2 separate regions of the Homo sapiens genome follow, and region 1 is linked to region 2. Evidence: chromatin contacts called from ENCODE Hi-C or POLR2A ChIA-PET data. All regions are on one chromosome and are shown on one strand. The core of a region is the stretch at or near the end of the contact, and the rest is flanking DNA. Distances in the headings are between cores, read along the strand shown. Region 1 overlaps PACSIN2 (protein kinase C and casein kinase substrate in neurons 2). Region 2 holds the start of TSPO (translocator protein).

What was found. Hi-C counts contacts between places; a loop is a spot of excess contacts on that map. ChIA-PET counts read pairs that join two places held with the same protein, here RNA polymerase II (POLR2A). Pooled maps may share reads with other maps.
Region 1: a loop to region 2 is called in a pooled map of posterior vena cava, with 28 times the contacts of the local background. The contact joins the enhancer-like site here to the promoter of TSPO in region 2. A Hi-C loop is called at or near these places in 2 of 50 pooled maps. POLR2A ChIA-PET finds 5 or more read pairs at or near these places in 3 of 52 experiments (OCI-LY7, WTC11 and activated CD4-positive, alpha-beta T cell).

The regions. Positions count from the first base shown.
Region 1 is chr22:42,902,202-42,907,170 of GRCh38, forward strand. All of the region lies in intron 2 of PACSIN2 (protein kinase C and casein kinase substrate in neurons 2), which reads right to left. Among named protein-coding and RNA genes, the nearest start is that of ARFGAP3, 47 kb to the left of the region's middle. RefSeq lists enhancers at 2,310-2,830, 3,725-4,400. Within about 2 kb of position 3,220, at least 17 of the 41 ENCODE cell types and tissues checked have a DNase peak (open chromatin) inside an H3K27ac peak, as active enhancers do.
Region 2 is chr22:43,148,942-43,154,209 of GRCh38, forward strand. TSPO (translocator protein) reads left to right here and starts at 2,618. Exons shown (of 4, transcript NM_000714.6): 1 at 2,618-2,663. RefSeq lists a silencer at 2,370-2,589 and an enhancer at 3,211-3,310.

The sequences.
Region 1 (4,969 bases), core at 1,970-4,469, 250 kb before region 2:
GGTCAGGGCTGCCTGGAGGAAGCGATGTTTGAGGCGGTAGCTGAAGACAGCTCTGAGGCAAGGCCGCTTTCTCACAGCTGAGGAAAATGCCATGAGGCCCACGGAGAGTGAGCTGGGGGCTCTGCTGCCCCAGGACGCTTCCCCCACAGATTACCCCTCCCCCTGGTGGACATGTGCTGTCACATGCCAAAATGCATCAAAATAGTGGGTTCTGAGGGCAACTACTATGCCTCTATATGTCTCCATCATCCATGCCAGGCAGAAAGAGGACACCCTATCTTCTCAGAGCCCAAACAGTGCTGGGAGCTGGGATTTCCATTCCCCCTGGAAAGGAAGGGACTGAGAAGTCGCTGAGATCTCAGAGGCATGGTCAACCAAACAACTCATGATCCTTTATCTGTCAGTTCTTTTTTTTTTGAGATGGAGTCTCGCTCTGTCTTCCAGGCTGGACAGTGGTGCATCTCAGCAGTGGCATGATCTCGGCTCACCACAACCTCTGCCTCCTGGGTTCAAGCGATTCTCCTGCCTCAGCCTCCCAAGTAGCTGGGATTACAGACATGCACCACCACGCCTGGCTAATTTTTGTATTTTTAGTAGAGACAGGGCTTCGCCATGTTGGCCAGGCTGGTCTTGAACTCCTGACCTCAAGTGATCCACCCACCTCAGCCTCCCAAAGTGTTGGGAATACAGGTGTGAGCCACCGCGCCCGGCCTATTTATCAGTTCTCAATCCTGCGAGTCACACGAGCTCTCTCCATGGTAGCTAAAAGGAATCAACTCTTAGCACGTCATCAGCCAGTAACTTCATGGCCGGCAGAAGAGCAACTCCCGGCGCTTCTGCCGCATTCCTGAGAGAGTCACATAAGCACAGCCAGCTGCAGGGCCTCACCGGGCCTTCACTGCAGCTACAAAGCTTTCAGGGAAATCCAGGGCCTGAGTTAGTTTATCCCTAAGCCAACCCACGTCCCAGGCAGCTAGAGGGGGCTCCAGGACTGAGTCCCTTCTCCTCAGGACTGTGCCCTGCAGAGTCACTACCTCTCACCCACCTTCCCTGGGGAGGGTGTGCGTGTGCCTGGCAGATGTTGTATCCTGTACACACCTGCCAGATGTCCCCATGGTGACAGCTTCAGGCAACTTTCTTCCAACCTATCCTAACCCCTATGCTGAATCTTCCTTTCCAAACGGGGATGACTGTTGATATTAGGGTTGTGAAATCTGTGATGTGTGTTTGAAAACACCAAAGAGTAACAGGGGTCCTTGAAAAACCATCTAGTCCGTGCCTTGCTTTCAGGTGCCAAACTGCAATTTCCACATCCTCATTTCTATGGGATTCCACTCGTCCTGGTCCCCAAACTTCCCACCAGCTCATCCACCACTGGGCTCCCAACTTGTCTCAGCCCTGGAATGTAGGCCCTGGGAGTTCCACACTTCGGTGCTGCCTTGAACCACAAGCTCAGACTAACACCTAACCTCACTGGGGCTCGCCATCTGCAAATGAGGTGATGCTATTTACCTTGCAGGGCCCAAGAGGGTTAGAGATTCAGAATCGCCTTGAGTCTGATCTACAATCCAGACTCGATTCTGACCCAGCACTAGTCCTGTCCTTTCCTCGGGGCCTCAATTCTGTCTCAACTTGGGGTTTTCAGTTCTTGCTCCCAACACTGACTGGCCGTATCCTCTGTTCCTGAAACCTGTATCCTCAAGTACGAAGGTGAAGAAAATGGAGCTCACTACCCTGAAAGCACCCCTTGCCGTTTGATCATTTAAAAGCATGAATCCCAGATTTCAACAATCATAAAGACACACTGAGTTACGAATCTTTAACTGAAATGTTCAAAATGACAAAATAAAAAATAGATGACACAGAAACCCAGAAATTGCAATTTTCAGATCCTAACTCCAAAGGCAGAACACATAAGATAGACAACATAGAAAGAAAGGATGTGTTTACGCAAAGCTGTGTTGAACTAACTCTTCCTCAAGGCCGTCGGCCAGGCTCCCCATGCTCTGCTCCCTTGGTGCGTGTTACACAGATGTCGAGAAGGCCCCGCGACACCCTACATGGCGTTCACATGCACAGCATATGCCGCCCTGTGTGCCATCTCCCATCCTGGAGCCCTGGGTCTCTGGGAAGACATGCACTGCTCACTTGCCTTCAGCCGAGCACCCAGCAAGTGGCAGGAATTTGGTATGTGGCTGCCGTTTTTGCTCTCCCTCACTCCTCAGGGAGGCGCCCCCACTGATGCAGGCATCACCTTGCTGGAAGAGCTGCCATGGCGAGATCACCTGCCCGGTCCCTAAGCTCGCTGAAGACCTGAGGCTTTTGGCAGAATTCCCAAGGCACCCCCTGACTGACAGGGAGTGTGAGAGACATCCAAAACTGGCTCGACCCCTAAGGTCCAAAGCCGATGATCTAGTGGGGAAACGCCAGCTGGGAAAAGCTGGAGGATCAATTCTTCCAGGAAGCCTCCCCACCTCCTTCCGTTCCCTCCTCTTCCCAGTTTGGTGCTTCCACAGCCCCCCCATACTGCACTCCAGTCTACCTCCACCCTGGCCCTAGCCCCCTGCACCCGAATCCTGGTTTACTTTATGACTCCTGTTACCCTACCAGTCCCCACTAGTGGAATGTGGGCTCCTCTCCCCATCTCTGTGCCTGGGCACCCCAGCTCCGCCCCCCTGCACTGTGCCCAGCTCAAACAATCGTTTATCCACAAATGTCTCCATGGAGCTAAGCCCACCACAGTCTAATGAGCACTACGGACCCCACCGGCTCTAAAATGAAAGGAGATTTGTTACTGAATAGAAAGGAAAAATGTGTCTCTTAAACAGTTTTAAAAAGTTATTCTGACATCACTGAGATCAAATAAGAAAATAAAATTTTATCTTCATCTACAGAAATGCACAAAAAAAATTTAAAAAATTTTATCTTCAGAAGACAAGCTTCTTGACAGCACAAAACCCCGAAGTGCTAAATTCCCTCAACGCAAAAACCAAAGAACTCTTTCTCTGCATTCAGAATGATGGCATTCACACGGGGGGAAGACAGGTCTGTCTGCACAACAGAAGGAAAGGTGACCTCATTCATCCACCTTTTCCTGTCTCCGCGTGTGCGATGCTCCCGCGTGTGGCTGCAGAAACGGTAAGTGTAGAGAGGACGCTCAGAGACCACTCGGGCTCGGGAGTCATTTAGACTTGGCCTTGCCATGCAGGTGTCCTGTGACCTCAGACAAAATAAACTCTGGGTGTCAACAGGCTCATTGGTGCCGCTGGCCCAGTGCCCAACTACCAGCAAGTGCTGTCCCTGGCCTGGGCAGCCCATCACAGAACAGCAGCAGGCCATCACTGCTGGCTGAGCCTGACCTGCGACGGTGCACCCCAAATTCTGCTTTCTTTTCCTCCACTGAAAGTGGAATTTGATTTTTCCCAGTATCGGGAATGGCTGAGCACGCAGGCCGAAGACAATGTTGTAGATGTCATACACCAAAGGGCATGAAAGAGCTGAAAACAAAAATGACAGATTCGACGGCCTGCAGCAGCCAGCCAAAATAAACTGCCCGGCTGGCTCCCTGCAGTGCTCCTGGTGGGTGGATGGGTAAAAGGGATTGGTGCTGGCCAGGGCTGGTCCCTGCCCTGTTTGCCCTAAAAGCAGGAAGCCGCCTGTGGGAACCAGGCCAATTCTGCAGCTGCTGGAACACAGCAGGAGAGGCTCCTGTGAGACCTTCAGTCATATCTACCTGACCACCCACCGCCACCCACTCCTTCAAGTATGTAAGTCCCTCCCATGTGCTGTGCATGGCACCAGGCCCTGGCAACACCAGCCAAGCAACACCTGCCAAGCTAGGGGACAGTGGCCATGGACAGGGATGGCAGCAGTGCTGAAAACTGTCCAAGGGAAATGGCAGTCACTTGTGGAACTGTCTTGTGCTGCTGCTGGCCTGTGAGCTCCAAGAGGACAAGGGACTGTCCCTGTCACACTCACCTCTGTGTCCCAGCCCCAAGCTCAGGCCAGGCATGAGCCTGACTGACTGACCAAGGGGGACAAAGGACAGCTTGGTTAAAACCCATCACATCATGAGAAAAACCTCCATTACTGGGTAGAGATTGGGCAGCAAAGGCTGCTTTCTGCTCTAATCTCAACGTCAAAGTCTGTCCAATGTTGACGTCTGTTTTCATAAGCGTCCAAGCATTGCTTAGGTTGTGTATTCTAAACTGTGAAAACCACCCATTTAAAAACACGTAATTCTGAAGAGTCACGAGATTCAGGGTCAGCCAAACATGGCCAAGACAAAGGCAGCCCACACGTCGAGGGCCCTGATCTGCCCCATAGGACGACAAAGTCTATCTGAACCACAATGGAAATGTCCACTATAGCTCAGGGGGAGGGTCACCCACCAAAGAAGGGCAGGATCTTAGGAAAACTATTTTCTCACTGGCTTAGAAGGAATTCACATGAATATAACTCATTCCTGAAAAAGGTAGGTATACAGTGCTCTGAAGAGCAGGCTGCAGCAGCCTGTTCAGAAATCCCAGAACAGCCAAATACCATCAGAAACACAACTCTCCCCAAAATAAGCATAAGAACCTTAAACGAAGATTACGCAATATACACCATGTCTACATTTTGTGTGTAACATCGGGGTAGGAAAAAGAGTTTTTGCCAAAAGAGAAAAAAAGTACCACACACAATTTTAGCCTCTTTGTGGGTGTTCTCTGTAATTCTTACAACCATCCTGGAAGTAGGAAATGAGCAATGCCATGTTACAGCCTAGGAAATGCTGGAGAGCACAGAGGAAGACTGCCCAAGCCCGCCCGGAGCAGTCAGGGAAGGCTCTTCCTTTCCCAGAGCAGCTCCCTAGGAAGGAGATGGAAGTCTGGATGGAGGAAAGAATCCTCCAAGCCACACCAGGCAGGGTCACAGATCTTTGTGGATGGGAGCCTGGGGTGGCTCAGCTTGGCTGGAGCCCAGGGCA
Region 2 (5,268 bases), core at 1,368-3,867:
GGAGTCTTCTGGCCTGGCCATGGTGCCTGTTCTGCCCCAGCTGGGGGTGTGCTGCCTCTCTGCACACATAGTACTCAGGGAAACACACCCGGGTGGGATTCATAAAACCCTAAAGGAAAGCAAGGGCGTGATCAACCCAAGTCAAAGTAAAGGTGATCTCTGGGGAGGGGAGGAATCGCTGGGGAGGTCACCAGGGCGCTCCTAGGACTCTCGTAATGTTCTGGTCATAACTGGGGAATGGGCACACCTGGTATTATTGTTGTAATGTGTACACGTGTGTGGTTTTTTTTTTTTTTTTTAAATTGAGTTTTGCTTTATCACCCAGGCTGGAGTGCAGAGGTGTGATCACGACTCACTGCAGCCTCCACCTCCCGGGTTAAAGTGATTCTCATGCTTCAGCCTCCCGAGTAGCTGGGATTAAAGGTGCCCGCCACAACGCCCAGCTAATTTTTGTATTTTTAGTAGAGATGGGGTTTCACCGTGTTGGCCAGGTTGGTCTCCAACTCCTGACCTGAAGTGATCTGCCTGCCTCGGCCTCCCGAAGTGCTAGGATTACAGGCGTGAGCCACTGCAACCAGCCACATGTGTGTCTTATTTTTATTTTATTTTATTTTTTGTTTTGTTTTTTTGAGAAAGAGTCTCACTGTGTCACCCAAGCTGGAGTGCAATGGCGTGATCTTGGCTCACTGAAACCTCCACCTCCCGGTTCAAGCGATTCTCCTGTGTCAGCCTCCTGAGTAGCTGGGATTACAGGCGCCTGCCACCATGCCCAGCTAATTTTTGTATTTTTAGTAGAGACTGGGTTTCACCATGTTGGTTAGGCTGGTGGCGAACTGCTGACCTCAGGTGATCCACCGGCCTCGGCCTCACAAAGTGCTGGGATTACAGGTGTGAGCCACCACGCCCGGCTAAGAAGGGATTTTTTTTTTTTTTTTTTGAGACGGAGTCTCGCTCTGTCACCAAGCTGGAGTGCAGTGGCACCGTCTCAGCTCACTGCAACCTCTGCCTCCTGGGTTCAAGAGATTCTCCTGCCTTAGCCTTCCAAGTAGCTGGGATTACAGGCACACACCACCATGCCCAGCTAATTTTTGTATTTTTAGTAGAGATGGGGTTTCACCATGTTGGCCAGGCTGGTCTCGAACTCCTGACCTAGTGATCCACCCACCTCGGCCTCCCAAAGTGCTGGGATTACAGGCATGAGCCACCGTGCCTGGCCAGAAGGAATTTTAAAAAAGAAAAAAAAAAAAAAAAACAAAGCTGCCAGGTGCGGTGGCTCACGCCTGTAATCCTAGCACTTTAGGAGGCCGAGGCAGTGGATCACTTCAGGTCAGGAGTTCGAGACTAGCCTGGCCAACATGGTGAAACCCCATCTCTACTAAAAATACAAAAATTAGCCGGGCATGGTGGCAGGCGCCTGTAATCCCAGCTACCGGGAGGCTGAGGGAGGAGAGAATCACTTGAACCCAGGAGGCAGAGGTTGCAGTGAGCCGAGATTGTGCCATTGTACTCTAGCCTAGGAGACAAGAGCGAAACTCCGTCTCAAAAAAAAAAAAAAAGAAACCCAGAAGAAAAAGATGAATGAAGAATGGAACCAAGCCTGGGTTATCCTTGTCTTCAGGCCAACACAGTAAAAAATAGATTTATGTATGTTTGTTTTTTAATAGAGGAAGAGGCTCACAAAGGCAAAAATGCCAGGTCCTAGGAAAGCCATACTGCAGCCTGGCTGGTCCCCAAGGAGGCTCCTGGCTTCTGTGTCTGGGTAGAAGTAGCCACAGTTCTCCTTGGACCCTGCAGGATCAGTTTGGGCCAACGTGGCTGGTTCAGGCTGATGGGGCGTTGCCAGGCTGAGTTGTCTGGAGGGAGCTGGGACAGCCTTGAACTGCAGCAAGACAGCCATAGTGCCAAGGGCCTGGGGCTGGACACACCCTGCATGGGAGTGGACCTGGGCAGCTGGAGGCCACCTCTGGGCTGTGATGATGGCAGCCTCCCCTCACTGAGCGCCGAGCATCTGAGGGGTGTCCTGCCTGCATCACCGCGTTGCGGCCTCATCAGTCCCACGACTTTGTGCCCATTTTACAGATGAGGAGATGGAGGCCCAGAGAGCCAGTCAGAAAGTGGCTGGGCCAGGACTAAGAGTGCAGCGCGCTGCCTCCGTGCCCTGCGTCAACAGCTCAAGGAACTGGGGTGCTCCGGAAATGGGGCCAAGGCTGCTGGGCAGCAGGACGCTCAGGGCCTTGGCCTCAGGAGAGGTAATTCCCCACTCGGAGATCGGTCTTGTTGCTGCATTTTATAGATGGGAAAAGTGAGGCTAGAAGAGACGACAAACGACACGCCGTTGGACACACGGCAACGTTTTAGATGTTGGGTCTGGCCGGGCGGCCGTCACCGGTCACCATGGGGAGGAGGAGGAGCCGAGAGACTTGCTCGCGGCCGGGGGGAGGCAGAAGCGCGTCCCGCGGGAGAGGTGGCTTTGAGGAGTGAGCTCCCGGTCCCGCGGGGACGCGAGTGGGCCCAGTGCCCGGGCTGCCAGGCGGGGCGGGGCGGGGCCGGGCGACTGAGAGGGGCGGGGCCTGGCGGCTGGGAGGGGCGGGGCGGATGCGGGGACAGCGGCCTGGCTAACTCCTGCCAGGCAGTGCCCTTCCCGGAGCGTGCCCTCGCCGCTGGTGAGTGAGGACGGGACGCGGAGGGGGCAGCGGGAAGTGGGGGCCCGCATGGCTGCGACTCTTGGCAGCGCCGCGGGACAGAGGGAAACTGAGGCCGGAGCCGCAGACTGGACACCCGAGGGGGCGACCCGGGGCAGCACTTGGGGCTCGGCTACCGGGTCAGGGGGCGGCGGGCAGCAGAGTCTGGGCCTCCGCGGCCGGGGTTCCAGCGCGGGCCGCCTCCGGCTGGGGGTTCGGGAGGGAAAACTTGGACAACCCTGCCACGCCCAGCCCTTGGCCGCGTGGCTTCTCCTGCAGGAAGCGCGGTCCCAGGAGTGGCCGACGCTCCCTCTCCTGCCCATTCCGCGGATGGGCAATCCCAGGCGGAACTCCCTTGAGGGTCTCAGAATATCTGGGAGACCTCGGGCTCTTGATCTCCGAGACACCCCGTTTCGTAGTGGAGAACAGTCCAGATCGGGGAAGTTTATTTTGCCCAAAGCCGGTTAGAGGCCCCCTGGCCCTCGATTCCCAGTGCGGGGCTCAGGTGCGTTGCAGCCTAGACGGGTCTTACTGTGAGCCGAGCAGCCTCTGGGACCTGTCTGCTTCCCCTACCCCTTGCAAAGAAGCCGGAGCCCAGGTAGGAGAAGCGGGGGCTTCCTGCTGTGAACGCGCTGCTGGCCAGGGCAGCTGCCAGAGGCCATGGCCTGGCGTGGGCCTGGAGCCCCTCTGGCCAGCCTGCCAGGGGCCAGGGCTACGGGATACCAGCAGCGTGCCCTGGGCTGGATGGCAGGAGAGACAGGACTTGAGGCTGTCCCAGAATGGGCTCAGGCAGGGCGAGGATATCAGGGGAGGTGGTGTACAGGAAGCAGCCGCCCAGCTTGCCTGGCACACAGCAAGCCCTGCCCATGAAGGCCTACTGCCAGAACAGTGGGCGAGGCCCGGCGTCTCTGTGGAGTCGGTGGGGCCCGGGACAGGGCAGCCTGAGGCAGGTTTCCACTGGCGGTGAAAGGGGCCGTGTGGCAAGGACAGGAGAGCCAGCCTCAGCCCAGCAGGGGAAGGCGGCCCCTGAGTCTCCACCTGGCTGCTGGCAGCCCCACAGGGAGGTTCGGCGAAACTGAGGCTTGCCAAAGAAGCCTTTGTCCAGAGTCACGCAGCTGGCGCGGTGGAGCCAGGGCCAGAACCCGTGCAGGCTGATCCCAGCCTGCCTTCTCCACTGTGCCCCGAGGACCACTTTCTTTCCTGGGAGTGTGTGTGTGCACATGTGCTGTGTCCTGTCGTCTGTACACACTTGTGCCTGGCGTGAGGCAGGATGTCTGGCTGGATCTACCAGAAAGTATTCACAGCGGGTTCTCCAGCTGGGGTGAGGGGCTTGGGCTCGCAGGGAGGGAGCCTACTTTTCACTTTAGCTTGCTTTCTTCCTTTCTTCCGTCCTTCCTTCCTCCCTCCCTCCCCTCCCCTTCCCACCCCTTCTTTCTCTTTCTTCTTTCTCTTTCTTTCTTTCTTTCCTTCCTTCCTTCTTTCCTTTCTCTTTCTCTTTTTTTCTTTCTTCCCCTTCCTTCCTTCCTTTCTTGTTTTTGTTTGTTTGTTTGAGACAGGGTCTCACTCTGGTATGCAGGCTGGAGTGCAGTGATGCAATCATAGCTCACTGCAGTCTCCTGCAGAACTCCTGGGCTCAAGCGATCCTCCCACCTCAGCCTCCCAAAGTGCTGGGATTACAGGCATGAGCCACTGTTCCTGGCTTATTTGTGTTTTCTTTTTTTTTTTTTTTTTTTTTTTTTTGAGACGGAGTCTCGCTCTGTCGCCCAGGCCGGACTGCGGACTGCAGTGGCGCAATCTCGGCTCACTGCAAGCTCCGCTTCCCGGGTTCACGCCATTCTCCTGCCTCAGCCTCCCGAGTAGCTGGGACTACAGGCGCCTGCCACCGCGCCCGGCTAATTTTTTGTATTTTTAGTAGAGACGGGGTTTCACCTTGTTAGCCAGGATGGTCTCGATCTCCTGACCTCATGATCCACCCGCCTCGGCCTCCCAAAGTGCTGGGATTACAGGCGTGAGCCACCGCGCCCGGCTTATTTGTGTTTTCTTTACTTTTGATGGTGCAAACAATGCTTGGATGTGCTCTCTGTTTAAAACGGTAGTCTTTTTTATTTTTTTTTTTAACCACTAGACCACTAGGGAAGTCATTCTTAATTTCTTATTTTTATTTATATATATATTTTTTGAGACGGTGTCTCGCTCCATTGCCCAGGCTGGAGTGCAGTGGCTCCAGCTGGGCTCACTGCAACCTCCGCCTCCAGAGTTGAAGTGATTCTCCTGCCTCAGCCTGGCTAATTTTTATATTTTTAGTAGAGATGGGTTTCACCATGTCGGCCAGGCTGTTTCTTTATTTTTTACTAAAAAAAAGTTTAACCCCCGAACCTCGAAGGAAAGGGAAGTAGTCTTTCTTAACAGAACCAATTCCCCCTGGATACCCCACCCTCACCCTACCCTCTCCCAGGCCACTCGATGGCCAGGTTCGCTGTGGATTTTTCCAGACCTGTGGGCTGTTTCACTGGTTACTTTTGTAATGAAAAATGCACACAAAGGTTACGATGAGGACGATTAGCCATGAATCATTTTTAAAAAGCCT